2 separate regions of the Homo sapiens genome follow, and region 2 is linked to region 1. Evidence: read pairs that join two places in POLR2A ChIA-PET (ENCODE). Cell type or tissue: A673. All regions are shown on one strand.

The links. ChIA-PET counts read pairs that join two places held together with the same protein. Peaks named below come from ENCODE experiments on the same cell type or tissue, not always from the same donor. Only the 100,000 strongest peaks of a DNase experiment are listed, where the experiment ranks them.
Region 2: POLR2A ChIA-PET joins it to region 1 with 16 read pairs; 4 of 35 experiments call an interaction of 5 or more read pairs at or near these places.

Annotation. Positions count from the first base shown.
Region 1 is chr1:23,154,829-23,162,828 of GRCh38, forward strand. All of the region lies in intron 1 of LUZP1 (leucine zipper protein 1), which reads right to left. It also overlaps the pseudogene RNU6-514P. Among named protein-coding and RNA genes, the nearest start is that of LUZP1, 10 kb to the right of the region's middle. In A673, no CTCF peak of the experiment used is centred here; no DNase peak of the experiment used is centred here.
Region 2 is chr1:23,278,222-23,286,221 of GRCh38, forward strand. It overlaps LINC01355 (long intergenic non-protein coding RNA 1355), which reads right to left and starts at 7,297. Exons shown (of 2, transcript NR_110616.1): 1 at 6,889-7,297; 2 at 3,088-6,189. In A673, no CTCF peak of the experiment used is centred here; a DNase peak (open chromatin) is centred at 4,930; H3K27ac peaks cover 507 bases.

The DNA.
Region 1 (8,000 bases):
TTTCCTTTATTTTCCTTTTCTCTCCCTCTAAGTTACCTTATTATTTCCGTATTAATTCTCCCTGCTCCATTAACTGTCCTCCCATCTATTTTTCCATCACATGTCTTTAAGATTCTGGTAGTCACTTTAAAACTGCCCTAGGATCTAGTCTCAAAACAAAATTCTAACATAATGATAAGTCCTCAAGTTCCTACAGAAAATATTTTCGCATATGTTGGAAAATGTCTAATTTTATCAAATTACACTAAGAATATATCATATTATACTCCATTACAGCTGTGGCAAGAAGCATAAAAACTGGTATTCCTGATTTAAATCTACCAGGGACCATTACTTTGTTTACACACCCTAACTACATTTTCTAAATATCTCTATAAGAATCTTCTATATTTAACTAGTTTCTGTATACTTCTGTAAAGTCTTCCATTTAATGAATCTTTAAGTCCATCAAGATCTAAAAATGGCTTTCTTTCAATCCTAGGAAACATAAGACAATGTTGACCTCATTTACTTACAGGGCAGTACACAGTTCATAAAATCATTATGTGTTAAAACAATGTAATGTTCAAGAGTAAACTCAAGGTCAAATCCTAGCTTGGCACTGACCTTGGGTCAAACCGATCTCACATCTTAGGGACTTAGTTTTTTCCTCTGCAAAATGAGGATAATAATAGTTATCCTCATTAATATCTACCCTAATGGGTTGCTGAAAAGAGATTAAATAAACACATAAAAGGTACTTAAGTACTGTAGCTGTCATATAGAAGTCAGCAACTGGTTTCATCATTAGTCCTCAATGACTAAGAATTCTTCAAAATATCTGAATTATAAACTTAAATGGGCCAGGCGTGGTGGCGGGTGCCTGTAATCCCAGCTACTCGGAAGGCTGAGATGAGGGAATCACTTGAACCCGAGAGCCAAGATCGTGCCATTGCACTCACTCCAGCCTGGGCAACAAGAGTGAAACTCCATCTAAAAAAAAATTAACACTTAAATGAGCTGCTCATTCACTGGTGAATCACTAAAATGGCCTAAATCAGATAAATACCCGCAGATAATTGGGAAAACAGCACATTTTTGATAAAGCTGTTCCAGGACTTAACCAAAAATTAACTTTATCTCAACAGTTAACGTTACCAGTTAACTTGAAACTAGATAAAAACAGAGATTTATGTTTAGAAACAGAAAAATGCTGTCAGACCAAGGTAAATGATACCATTTTTCTATTTGAGTTCTTCAGCATCTGTAGAAAGCCTATGCAAATAAAGCCGGCCAGGCACGGTAGCTCACACCTGTAATCCCAGCACTTTGGGAGGCCAAGGCAGGTGAATCACTTGAGGTCGTAGTTCGAGACCAGCCTGGCCAACATGGTGAAACCCTGTCTCTACTAAAAATACAAAAATTAGCCAGGCATGGTGGCATGAGCCTGTAATCCCAGCTACTGGGGAGGCTGAGGCAGGAGAATCGCTTGAACCCAGGAGGCAGAAGTTGCAGTGAGCCGAGATCATGCCACTGCACTCCAGCCTGGGCAACAGAGCGAGACTGTCTCAAAAAATAAAAACAAAAAATAAAGCATTGGAAAGTGGGCCAGAAAAATACATTTCACCCTTTAATTATACTTCAGTTCGAATCTGTTCCTACACAGATTTGCCTGTCAGCAGACTAAACATGTTCCTTTCTTAGACAAAATTTAACAATATTAATTTATTAACGTTATAAATAAAATCACAGTGACATTAATACAACCTAATGTTTTCATTAAGAGAATTCCAATTTAATTGTAATATGGGTCATATTCATACCATGATTTGTTTTATAGAGGTTTCAGCACTGAAAACAAGTGCTGTTATTCAATGGCGCCATCTTGGGAGGTAAGACCTTCCAAGGATTGGGATGACTGGGCGCATCTTCCAATCATGTGGCCAAGACTCAAAACTTTTTTGACGTGCCATTTATAGGATTCTCAAAGACAAACCTCACACACACACAAAATGCTAGTCTCCACCTTTTAGAATAACATTTCATTTGTGGCCAAAAACAATGCTGACCACTCACTTCCTTCACCAGACTTTCCTATCTCCAAAAGTTAAATATAAGCACCTGCACAATGATGACTTACCAGAATTAAGAACACGTAATATGCTCTAAAGACAAATTCAAAAGAAATATACCAAATATTTCAGAATTTGGAAATGTCACTAAAATAAATACATAACTTTCCAAGGCAGGGAGCAGTGGCTCACGCCTGTAATCCCAACATTTTGGAAGGCCAAGGTATGAGGATCACTGAGCCCAGGAGTTGCAGACCAGCCTGGCAACATGCCAAAATCCCATTTCTAACAAAAGATACAAGAATTAGTAGATGTGGTAGTGCGTGCCTATAGTCCTAGCTACTAGGGAGGCTAAAGTGAGAGGACTGCTAGGGCCCGGGAGTTCAAGGCTGCAGTGAGCTGTGATCATGCCACTGGAGTCCAGCCTGGGTAACAGAGTGAGACCCTGTCTCAATAAAAAAAAAATAACTTCCCATTTGGAGAGTTCTGATGTTTGTTTTTAAAAAGCCGTCCTAGGCCAGGCACAGTGGTGCCTACCTATAATCCCAGCACCTTGGAAGGCTGAGGCAGGAGGATCGTTTGAGGCCAGGAATTCAAGATCAGCCTGGGTAACATATCAAGACCTGTCTCGCCAGGCACGGTGGCTCATGCCTATAATACCAGCACTTTGGGAAGCCAAGGCAGGCAGATCACCTGAGGTCAGGAGTTCAAGACCAGCCTGGACAACACAGTGAAACCTCATCTCTACTAAAAATACAAAAATTAGCCCAGCGTGGTGGTGGGTGCCTGTAATCCCAGATACTCAGGAGGCTGAGGCAGAAGAATAGCTTGAACCCAGGAGGCGGAGGTTGCAGTGAGCCAAGATCGCGCCACTGCACTCCAGCATGAGCCATAGAGGGAGACTCCATCTCAAAACAAAACAAAACAAAACAAAACAAAAATAATACATAAATCTTGCCCCTACCAAAAAAAAAAAAATTTAATTAGCCAGGCATGGTGGCATGCACTAGTAGCCCTAGCTACTCAGGAGGCTGAGGCAGGAGGATCGCTTGAGCCCAGGAGTTCAAAGTTGTAGTGAGCTATTATTGAGCCACCGCACTCCAGCCTGGGCAACAGAATGAGAACCTGTCTCTTTAAAAAAAAAGGCAGTCATAATACCTTACAGTTGCCCCAGAGATGACTATGAAACTACATAGTAACAAAATTGGAAATGTGAAATATCATACCAGATCTGTGTAAAAGCAGTCAAATGATACTGAAAAGTAATGAAAAACAACTGAAATTGTCTAATTTAAACATTTAAACTCATACTTCCATTATATTTGCTTCCAGAGTGCCCCTGAAGGCACAGTATTTAATATGGTTATTTATATCCACTCATCTTTTTATACTCGGTTCACCTTGGTTTGAATAAACTGCGATTTTCCAAAATAAAGACTTTCCATATTGTTTGTTGTTCTGTGAAATTTTTCTTGTAAAAGATGGGTTAGGCTAGGCGCAGTGGCTCACGCCTGTAATCCCAGCACTTTGGAAGGCCAAGGCAGGCAGATCACGCGGTCAGGAGTTCGAGACCAGCCTGGCCAACATGGCAAAACCCTGCCTACTAAAAATACAAAAATTAGCCAGGCATGGTGGCAGGCGCCTGTAATCCCAGCCACTTGAGAGGCTGAGGCAGGAGAATCACTTGAACCTGGGAGATGGAGGTTGCAGTGAGCCGAGATCGTGCCATTGCACCCTGACCTGAGTGGCAAGAGCAAGACTCTGTCTCAAAAAAAAAAAAAAAAAAAAAAAAAAAAAAGGGTTGGGTCCAGGCATGGTGGCTCATGCGTTTAATCCCAGCACTTTGGGAGGCGGAGGTGGGCAGATTACCTGAGGCCAGGAGTTCAAGACTAGCCTGGCCAACATGGTGAAACACCGTCTCTACTAAAAATACAAAAATTCACCAGCTGTGGTGGCAGGTGCCTGTAATCCCAGCTATTCAGGGGGCTGAGGCAGGAGAAGCCCTTGAACCCGGGAGACAGAGGTTGCAGTGAGCTGACAGAGCAAGACTCCATCTCAAAAAAAAAAAAAAAAAGAGATGGGTTGGGGGTAAGAGAAGAAGTAATCTCAGTTTAGCTTATCACATTCTGTTCTAATCATTTTGACTACAGTTTACCAGAGACTTCAAAATTTGATTACTGGCCAGGCACGGTGGCTCAGGTCTGTAACCCCAGCACTTTGGGAGGCTGAGGAGGGCGGATCACGAGGTCAGGAGATTGAGACCATCCTGGCTAACATGGTGAAACCCCATCTCTACTAAAAATACAAAAAAATTAGCCAGGCGTGGTGGCGGGCACCTGTAGTCCCAGCTACTCGGGAGGCTGAGGCAGGAGAATGGCGTGAACCCGGGAGGCAGAGCTTGCAGTGAGCCGAGATCACACCACTGCACTCCAGCCTGGGCTACAGAGCGAGACTCTGTCTCAAAAAAAAAAATTTGATTACTGCTCCCCTCCCAAAGATAAAAATCTAGCATAGAATTAATTCATGCCAAAGATGTCACTAACTGGCATTCTTTTAAAAAACCTCAGTATCTGACCCTCAACAGCTTGTGACACTGGATATCTAGCTTCTGTGTGTACCAGTTCCTCATCTGTAAAATGGGGTTAAAATAATAAACTATATACTTACTTCATGGGTGTGGTGAAGAATACATGAGATTATGAGCTTGAAACATGATAGGTACTCAATAAATATTTGTTGAGTGAATGAGTAAATAAACTAATGTATGAAAAATGCTTAGGATAGTGCCTGTCACATAGCCAATGGCTAATAATATCAGTATCACGCCAGACGCGGTGGCTCATGCCTGTAATCCCAACACTTTGGGAAGCCAAGGCAGGCGGATTACTTGAGGTCAGGAGTTCGAGACCAGCCTGGCCAACATGGTGAAACCCCTGTCTCTACTAAAAATACAAAAATGAGCTGGGCATGGTGGCATGCGCCTGTAGTTCCAGCTACTCGGGAGGCTGAGACAGAAGAATCGCTTGAACCCAAGAGGTGGAGGTTGCAGTGAGCCAAGATCACGCCACTGCACTCCAGCATGGGCAACAAGGGTAAAATTCCGTCTCAAAAAACAAAAACAAAAACAAACCAATTACTACATTACCCTGTAATATTCTGATGTAGTTTCATCAGAAAAGCCAAAATAATCACTGATTTAAAATACACAGTAGGTACCTCCTAAAAACTAATTTAAATTTACCACTTAATTTGAAATATGTACTGAGTTAAATCAACTAAGTTGCTACTAATTTAAATTTGCATTTAAATTGGCTTATAGAACATTCTTCTGCCTTTAACACAAGAGGAAGAGTAACTACTGAGAGAGCTTACCCATCAGACAAAGCAGCTTTAAGCAGATTTAATTGGCTCAAGATTTGCTTTGTTGACATCAAAATAAAATGTTAGTCAACAGAAAATTCAAATAAAGTACTACCTAGTGTCTTGTTTCTGTTAGTAATTCCAATCTGAGAACATTAAACAAGCACTGATAAAGCATTTTTTCTAAGAAGGAACTCTGCATAGTTAATTCTACACCAGTGACAAGTTCCAAAGGAGAATCTGCTTTGTGGCATTAGGACTGGACTCCTGTACTTTCACACCCTAATAGTCTCTATATCGCCGGAAGCAGTTGGTGCACTCCCGGCCTTTAGATTAGAGAAAATACTAAGCAGGATTCTAATAAAAAGAATCCAAGTTAATAAGCTTAAGAAATTAAAATTGCTACCTATACATAAATATCATTGGTCATCAAAAACTCTACTAAAGACCTACTATGTGCCAGTGAAAATAACTGAGGAGGGCATTAGCTAAAACAGCTTCTGATCGAGAAGCTTCCAGTCAAATTAGCTAATTAAGATATTAATAGAAGCTGGTCAAGTTAACCAAAAATATGAGGGGTACTGGCATAACAAGCTACAAGATTTCTGAGAAAATAAGAAGCTTTTGATACAACTAGGTAAAATAAGATATGTGATAGTGTGATTTTCCATGAACACAAGGTGGTACTGGCAATAAATGCTATAAAATTTTAGAGAAGAAAGATTAACTGTTGCAAAACCATGATAGACTTCAAAGAGGGAGAACTGAGCTCAGTCTTGAGGGGTGGAAAAGATTTAAATAGTTAAACAGCATAAGAGGAAAGGACAAAAGATAATGGGACCAAAGGTGCTGAATTGGGAATATGGCCATTAAATATTTATTAAATACCTACTCTATGTCAGTCACTGTGTTAGGCACTAGAGATACACTGGAGAACAAAACAGATGAGTTCTCTGCTTTCATGGAATCTAGCAGGGAAGACATAATAATCATGCACGCAGATATATAATCATAAATTGCAATAGGTGCTATGAAAGGAGGCAACAGAAGCCAGTAATAGGGAATAATGGGAAAGGACTAGCAAGACACGATGATGAGAAAAAGTATCCCTGATATTTATACATAAGCTCAGGCATGAAGGCAGCCATGCAAAGAGCAGGGAAAAGAAGTGTTCGAGGAAGACAGAGCCATGCATACAAAGGCCCTGAGGTAGGAAACAGCTCACTGAGTTTAAAAATAAATAAGGCCAGTGGCTCATGCCTGTAATCTCAGCTACTCTGGAGGCCAAAGGACAGCTTGAGGCCAGGAGTTTGAGACCAGCCTGAGCAATATTGTAAGACCCCATCTCTAAAAATTAAATAAAATAAGAATAAAAATAAGAAGTTAGCGTAACAGAGGCATAATGGGCAATGAGATTGGCATAAAATGCCAATTGCCTACCCGAAAAGTAGCCAGGAGACGGGCTATACAGGGCATTATAGGTCAAAATAAAGAACTGAAATGGCCAGGCACAGTGGCTCACGCCTGTAATCCCAGCACCTTGGGAGGCTGAGGTGAGTGGATCAAGAGGTCAGGAGTTCATGGCCAGCCTGGCCAACATAACATGGTGAAACTCCGTCTCTACTAAAAACACGAAAATTAGCCAGGCGTGGTGGTAGGCACCTTTAATCCCAGCTACTTGGGAGGCTGAGGCGGAGAACGGCTTGAACCCAGGAGGTGGAGGTTGCAGTGAGCTGAGATCGCGCCACTGCACTCCAGCCTGGGCGACAGAACGAGACTGTCTCAAAAAAAAAAAAAAAAAAAAAAAAAAGCTGAAATTTGAATTTTATTCCAAATCTAAAAACCACTAAAAATTTTTGCACGGTCACATTAGTGTTAAATAAAAGGAGCCAGACCACAAACAATATATACTATATGATTCAATTTTTACAAAAGTACAAAAAAAGAGCAAAATAATCTATGCTGTCAGAAGTCAGGATGGTGATTACCCTGGGTGGTAGAGGGGAGACAGGAACTGAAAGGGAACTGGATAGGGGCTTCTAGGTACTGGTAACGCTGTTTCTTGATCTAGATCTAGGTGCTGCTTACATGGGTATATTCAGTTTGTGGGAAAAAAACATCAAATTCCACTTTTACATGCATTTTTCTGTATATGTATTATATACTTCAATCATAAAGTTTTTAATAACGTAATATACTTTTATTTTTTTTTTTTTTGAGACGGAGTCTCGCTCTGTTGCCCAGGCTGGAGTGCAGTGGCGTGATCTCGGCTCACTGCAAGCTCTGCCTCCTGGGTTCTCGCCATTCTCCTGCCTCAGCCTCCCGAGTAGCTGGGACTACAGGTGCCTGCCACCATGCCTGGCTAATTTTTTGTATTTTTAGTAGCCACGGGGTTTCACCATGTTAGCCCAGCCCATAATACATTTTTAAAATACTATTTTGTCCAGATAAAAACAGGAATAGAGTGCTCACTTCCACAACACAAATACTAAAATTGGAATGGTACAGGGAAGATTAGTATGTGCCCTGCACAAGGATGACATGCTAATTCATAAAGCAGTCCATATTTTTAAATTTTTTTGTAAAAAT
Region 2 (8,000 bases), 120 kb after region 1:
ACGAGGTCTCACTATTGTTGCCCAGGCTGGTCTTGAACTCCTGAGCTCAAGCGATTCTCCTACCTTGGCCTCCCAAAGTGCTGGGATTACAGGTGTTAGCCACCGCACCCAGCCTGCAACCTCTTAAGAGTCAGAATCACTCAGCTAAGTGACTCTTGGATTCTTCACCCAGAGTAATTGTAGAGGATAATAAATGTTTGTTTTAAGCTGCTAAGTTTTAGGGGGGTAATTTGTTATGCAACAACAGGTAATGCATAGAAACCTGTCCAATATAACTCATGGAAATTTTGTCTTGCCATTTCATCTATTGGGATGGGAAAAGATTGAAGGACTCTTAATTGTGAACAGTCAAAAGGTTGAAAATGTTATAAGAAGTTGCTTTAAAGAGCAGCTCATAAATCAATCTTTGTAGGAAAGCTGACAATTTCCAACTATGGGGTACAGAAGTTGGGCCTTGGAGTATACTAGGTAATTCATTTTCTTAAAACTGAGGACCAGACCAGGTACTCTGTACCTCCAGTAAAGATCAATGATCACAAGGGAGAGTCACACAGGAACTAATGGAAGAAAAGGAACCCAAACTCAGACTCCTGCTGCTCCCCTCTCATTACTCGTCACATGCTTAGTTTTTTAGACCATTTCTGCCAAAGTAAACAACAGTAAATAACAGCCCAACTTACCTTTACATCTGTATTTCCTACTCCTTTTATTTCAGGCACCCATGAGTCAAACCAAACAGAACCAACCACCAGTCAAGAAAATTACGCCTTCTTAAAAACTAATCTATACCTCCTACCACACACACAATGTGATTTTTCATACAAATCACATTGTATTACACTTCAAACATCTCACTTGAGTTCTAATTATGAAGGCAGGGTCATGTTTTATGTTTTTGTGTACCTGAGGCTTAACACAGCACCTCTAGGCATATTTCAGTAAATACAGCTGGTATACGTCGTGCCATTTGACTTCTGTATTTTAGTTCCTTCTGCTTTATCATCTTAGAACACACCCTTCTCATATACCTCTGTATCTAAAATCCTGGCTTACTTCAAGTATCATCCCAAAGAAATATTCTAATTTCTACTACCACCTACCCCCATTGTCATCCTACCTCATATAAAACAGAAGTAATCCCTACCTCATCTGAACCCCCACAGAATCTAGATCTCCTACATTAAATCTTAGTTGAATGAATTAAGAGATTGAGTTCAGGACTCGTCTCCTGGAAGTCTTCCTTGAATCTGCCCTCCTTTGCTCTATCCCAACATGCACTACAATGTATTAAATCATTTGTGTGCATGCTCCACCAGCATACCCTTCCTTCTCTGATGGCACCTAGAAAGGATCAACATGCTTTCAGGACACTATCAAAAACAGTGTTACCACACTGACAGTATGGCCATTCTCATCTTAGAAATGCCTCTTTCAACTAAAAATGAATATTCTTTCTTTTTTAGATAGCAGATATATCAATTTACATGAAGAGTTCGAAGGCTAGAACAATAAGCCCAGGTACATTAAGACTAATGGTAGAAAATCGGAGGTACCAAGGCCCTATGAAAACCAAAACCACCCCACCTTCTTTGCTGCTGGCCAGATTTTGGCAGCTGAACTCAGTTAAAGTTCATGTTCCTGTTTTCTTGATAGATGTCAAAATGTAATCTAGAGCCTGCTATTCAGTATCACCTGGATGCTTGTCAGGAATGCACTCTCAAATGGTCCAGCCACCTTAGAAAATAGTTTCCCGGTTCTTTAAAATGTTAGTTACCATATGACCCAATAATTCCACTCCTAGGTATATTCCCAACAGAAATGAAAACATACTTTCACACAAAATCTTGTACATAAATGTTCATAGCTGTATTATTCATAATAGCCAAAAAATGGAAACTGATGCAGGGACACAGAAAACGTGCTATAGCCATACAATGGAGTATTATTCAGCCACAAAAAGGAATGAAGTACTGATACATGCTACAACATCGATGAACCTTGAACACTAAGTGAAAGACGCCAGGTACAGAAGTCTATAAAACGTTATGAAATGTCCAGAAGATATAAATTAAGGCAGAAAGTGGATTAACAGTTGCCAGATGCTGGTGGAGGGGAAAAGGGTGGAAGGGAGAGGGGGATGGGGAGTGATAGGTACAAGGTTTCTTTTTCAGCACGGTGAAAATGTCCTGAAATTAGAATGGTGATAGTGGAACAACTCTACATGCTAAAAAACAGTTAATTGGACAGTTTTAAAGAGTGAATTTTATGGTATGTGAAATATATTTCAAACTACTTTTAAAAAAAGAGAAAATAAATTCAAATTCTCCAGGTTGACCCCAGACCTACTAAATCAAAATCTGCATTTTAACAAGATCCCTGGTGATTCCCATACACACTGAAGTTTGAGAAACAGTGATTTAAAAGATACATGGTCAAAATTGTTCCTCTGGTTAATCTCATTCACAGAATAGTTAACTTGATTTCACTAGGGTGAATTTTTTCTGCCACAATTGCTTGCTATACAATTAAATGCTCATATTGATTCTACAACTTCTGGTTTTTCCCTCAAAAATTTGCAAAGTTTTAGTACTGGTTGGAACCTGCACCGAACTAGGAGCAAAGCCTTGGCACTTTTTCTTTTTTCTATTGAGACAGGGTCTCGCTTTGTCGCCCAGGCTGGAGTGCAGTGGCTTGTTCTCAGCTCACTGCAGCGTTGACCTCCCAGGATCAAGTGACCCTCCCACCTCTCAGCCTCCCAAGTAGCTGGGGTGAGAGGTGCACAACATCAGGCCCAGTTAACTTTCTGTCTTTTTAGTAGAGATGGGGTTTTGCCACGTTGACCAGGCTGGTCTCGAACTCCTTAGCTCAAGCAATCCTCCTGCCTGAGGCCTCCCAAAGTGCTAGGATTATAGGTGTGTGCCACCACATCCGGCACACATGTATTTTTTAATCCTCAACAGTACTGGGTATATAGAAGATGCTGTCACTTTAATTAAACCACCAGTTTTGAAGGGAGTGGCAATAACATACGTAAAGTGAACAAAGAAGGTAGAGAATCTAATGGGAAATAAGACAAAAAAAACTCACTCACTTCAGAAAAGTTTATTAAAGGTAAAATCAGATTTACAGAGTATAAAACAATAAGGGATAGAGGTGAAGAGGTTTCAAACAAACTATGAGTACAATAGAAAGTAAATTACCTACCTGGGGTTCTCACAGCACTTTTTCTTTACTTCTGCACAAAGCCTAATGTGTTTTTTAAAAAATCCTTGGAAAAGTCTCAGCAGTCATATATTCTCATGATTTAGCAGTTAAACAAAATGTCCACAATCCACAAAGAAAGAGGGGTGGACCTAAGTGACAGGGTACTAAACATATATACTATGATAAGCTCTGCTTCCTCTGTTCCAGTTCTTTAAATTTTGTGTCTGTGTTTTTTGGGGAAACGGTTATCATGCAAAATGACTGTCTTGGAAGCAGGAGTTGAGGAAAGGAAATTCTGGGCTCTCTAAAAAGCCTTCTTGCCTCCTTGGTGCAGTAAGCAGCATGTCTTGTAAAAAGCCTAACTTCTACCAGACTTATAACCATATTATGCAATTGGTACTTTTTTAACTAAGCAAATTTTATAAAGAATTTGAAACGTTTTGTGGGTACTTATAGCCAGGTACTGCACATAAATATCACACTCAAATTAAGAGTGCAGGCTCTGCAATCAGCCTGTATGGGTTCAAATATTGATCCCAGATCACAGTTATGCAAACTTAGGCCAAGTTACTTAATTTTTCTGCCTTCCTTTAACAATAAGCTTTAGTATTAGTACATACCTCAGAGAACAGTTATGAGAATTAAAAAAATATACGTAGTTTAAAACAGTACCTGGCACACACGAGTATTTAGTGTAGATGCACACAGAGCTTCTTTCATATAGAATGTGTCATATTCAGATTTACACACTAGTTATTAGTGTTAATGGGAAAATGGAATTAGCCTCATTTTATTAGATTTTGATTCCCTAAACTACAATTCTATCTGTATCATGTCAATAAAAATGAACTCCTTGAGCACATGAACTATATGCTAGTCTACCTTTGTATACTCCAGGATGGCGGAATGTGTCTTTTTACCACATGAGGTGATGCCATTAGTATATTCCAGGGCCTGGCACGACATCTATTACATGGGTGTGTAATAAATGTGGAATAATTTATTTCTGGTAATTTATGGATTATCTACAAAACCAATATAAGTGGATGTTATTAGAGACCTTTAAAAACCTATAATTTTACTCATATTTGCTGCAAATAAGAGTAATGCAAATGTAATGCTGAATGGAACTTTTGAGGCATTAAAGATTTTTTTCCTATATAGTGAGGAATAAAACTAAGACTTGATTGAAATAACTTTTTTAAAAAAAAGGATTTGAGCACAACAGGACAACAAAAATTGGCCCTTTGTACACTTCGGTGCAATTTCTGTCTTAGCTGCTGAGAAGCAGAGGAAAAGCACCACCTTGCTCAGAAACTACCTTCTCCACAATACTGAGAAACACACCAAACAGGGGCAAGGCTTTTTGAAGCTAGGAATAAAGAAGCTGCCCATCTTTACTAATAGGAAACAACGGGTTTTAAGGTACCCAGTAAGAGTCTTTCTTCAAAACAGACATCTCACTTACCTTTTCAGTATACTTCCTAAAAACATTAAAGACAGATGTAAGGCTTAGCTGGTAATTTCCATGAACTCAGTCTTTTCCTCTGACTGTGGTGGAGCAGACACGATTAAGCAGGTTTGGAAATGCTAGAAATGAATTCCTACTTCCCCTTGTATTCTTCAGATCTCATTTTCCCCCAAATTTCTGCAGTGGTTGGCTTCCATTTCAGCATCAGTCACGAAATCTTGAAGGTCAGACACAGTAAACAGGGAAGGACATAAAATTAAGTGATTTGGGCGTAGTTTTGAGTCTCACAACTTTAACAGGGATGAGTCATACATTAAAGTATGTCGAAATAAATTACAAGTTCTGTTCCTTAACGAAAATCAACTCTTAGTCAAGCTAAAGGTATTAGTTTGCTATAGTCTGAAATTCTGTATGTTCCTTTAATAAATGTTGAGGGGAAAAAAGATGTAATTCCCATGAAGACCAAACACAAGTTGATCAATTCAGTGTGAGTCTTTGTCCTTGATTTATTTTGCAGTACAAATGTGTAAAGGAAAAAACAAAGGGAATAAAAAATACTAGCAGATTGTTCTAAGTGATTTTCCAATTTGCCAATCAAATTTGAAGTATTTTATTTACCTACCAATTAAGTCAGAAAAAAGGAAGTGAATGTTAAATGATTATTAGTAGTATAAGCTTTAAGTTTAAAAGATAAGGGTTATTTAATTCAACTGTTTTCTTGGTTATAGGAAATTAGCATTCAAATTAACTTCATTAAGATAGGAGAAAAAATACTGAATAATTCATCTGGATGGAGTTAGCCAGGAAATGTCTTTATATTTTGCAAAATTATAAATTGAAACCAAAATCTGATATACTTCTAGGTTAGCAAACAAAATTCTTTTTATTTGCTTCCTATAAATCATTAAACAGGTTTGCTGTACTCACTCAGTGACACTTCAACTCCCTTTGAAACCCAAGTGACAGAACTAGGTCACTACTTTGGGAATGGAATTGTGAGTAGCTAGATCAGAGAAACACTGAGACTGACAAAACTTGCTTTTTTGGAAAATGGAAGAAAAAGTCATCAGTATGCCATAAGAGTTAGAGCATTCTGACCATAAAATCAGGCAGTTATCCTTGCTGACTGGTCCTGGATTCCAAATGACACATTCCTTCTCAATGTATTCAATCCATCAGCAGCTCAGAAGCAATCCACACTGGAGACCATTTAAAAACGTGCATTTTGCAATAACCATTATCTATCTTAGCAGCTAGAAAGGCAAAACAAAAGTTAGCATATCAAACTATCTTTAGGGGCTAGAGCAGAATATGAATTCATTAACGATAAATATAATTACTAGAAACAATGAAAACTGATCCAGAGGAATTTTAAGAAAACAAAAAAACCCTCAAAATGTCTATTATGCCAAGTACGGTCAAAGTATTCAAGCATCCTCCTCCCTCTCCACAACTTCTATTTTTTTCTCTCTTCTTTTTTCTTAAGGGGTGGGAGTCTTGCTATGTTGCCCAGGCTGGAGTGCAGTGGCTATTCACAAGTACAGTCATTGTGCACTACAGCCTTGAAGGCCTGGGCTCAAGCCTCAGCCTCCCAACTAGCTGAGACTAGAGGCACATACCACCGTCCCTGACTTACAACTTCTATTTTCAGGTTAGATTCCAGAAGTGTAAGAAGTATAAAATATCATGGATGATATTTAGTATTCACTAAACTGGAAGGAGAGCCAATGAATTTACTTATACTGCCCAATTAAATAATCAACATTGAACTCATCTTCAATCCCAGAAAAATCCATGAATGAAAACTGGACATAGCAACAATTGCTACTGATGCCAGACTGAAATAGCAAAGGGCAAGAGGAATTCATGCTACCTACTCTTCACTTTATAAAGAAAAATAAAGAAAAAATAAATTTAAAAAAGAAAAGGAATTTCATTTTTTCTGAGGAAAAAAACTGAGAAATTAAGTAAGACAGAGTTTGCAAATATATGAATGCTGGGCTCAATGTTTCTTAGTTTGCAGTTAAAAAGAAACATTCACAAGGAAAACAAATGTACATGTAAGTCACTTTCAAAGCAAAAAGATACTGCTTGGCCGGGGATGGTGGCTCACGCCTGTAGACTCAGCTACTTGGGAGGCTGAGGCAGGAGACTCGCTTGAACCCGGGAGGCAGAGGTTGCAGTGAGCCAAAGTCACACCACTGCACTCCAGCCTGGAGGACTGAGACTCAGTCTCAAAACAAACCAAACAAATAAAAAAACCAAAGCAAAAAGACACTGCTCAAAGCTAATCCATGGGCAGTACCTGCATTAAAACTGTTATCTGCAAATAAGGCAAAAATAAATACTGTTTGTTGCAGAGTGGAAATGCATCCTAGATTGGATTAAGCTAAGAGGCTTGAGAGGTGGCAACCACGGACTTCTGCTCTTAGACATCCTGGTTTGTAATATTTTGTTGTTCTGACAGCCAACTTGATCATTCTTCCTTGCATTATAAATTTTCACAGTAAATCTTACCTTCGGGGTCAGTGGTAACACCTATAATACTTGTTTGTATTTAAAATCCTCTAATATCCAATACATTTAATCACAGCCTCACTGACATCTCAATTGCCCTTGAGACTCAAAACAGAGGGGGAACTTCTGAGAAATGTAATTATTATACCTCTGTGCTTAGGTTGAAGACAACTTCATGATCTGGAGAATTAATTACTTTTTGTTTCTCTTCATGCCTGGTTTATAAGAAACTGAACATTGGACATGAGAAAAAGTAGAGGTCCTATCACTTTACAGGTGTTTTTATCATTCATTTGAAGTCTATTCCAAAGACATCAGTTATCCCACATATAAAGGTGCATATAAACTCTCACTTCAAAGTTAAACTACTCTGAGCTATTCATATTTGCATTCTTCTCTAATGGTGTAAATAATCAAGAACCAGAGAAGTTACGCCTTCATCGTAACAGCCATATTTCTCTGGCCTATATAGCAAATCCAGTTACATTTTAAAGTGTGTGCGTGGTTCTTTAAAACATTAATTTCAAACACATGAATAACATTATTGTTTTATTTAACCCAATATTCAGTGATCCCTGACTGGGTTGGGCTCAGTAACATGTCTTTCAAAAACAAAAAAAATACTAGACTCATATATATTTTTTGAGTAAAGCTGCTGGCTTTGTCTCCATACTTCCACTCTGTTCTCTTGACTCAGTTCTCAATTCAGGGCCAAAGTCAAGAGCAAAACTGAACCTGTAGGCTAGTCCTTGGTAAAAGTAAGGCAAAATGGCAACTGACTTGGCAATCTCTCCCAATTTGGGGATGC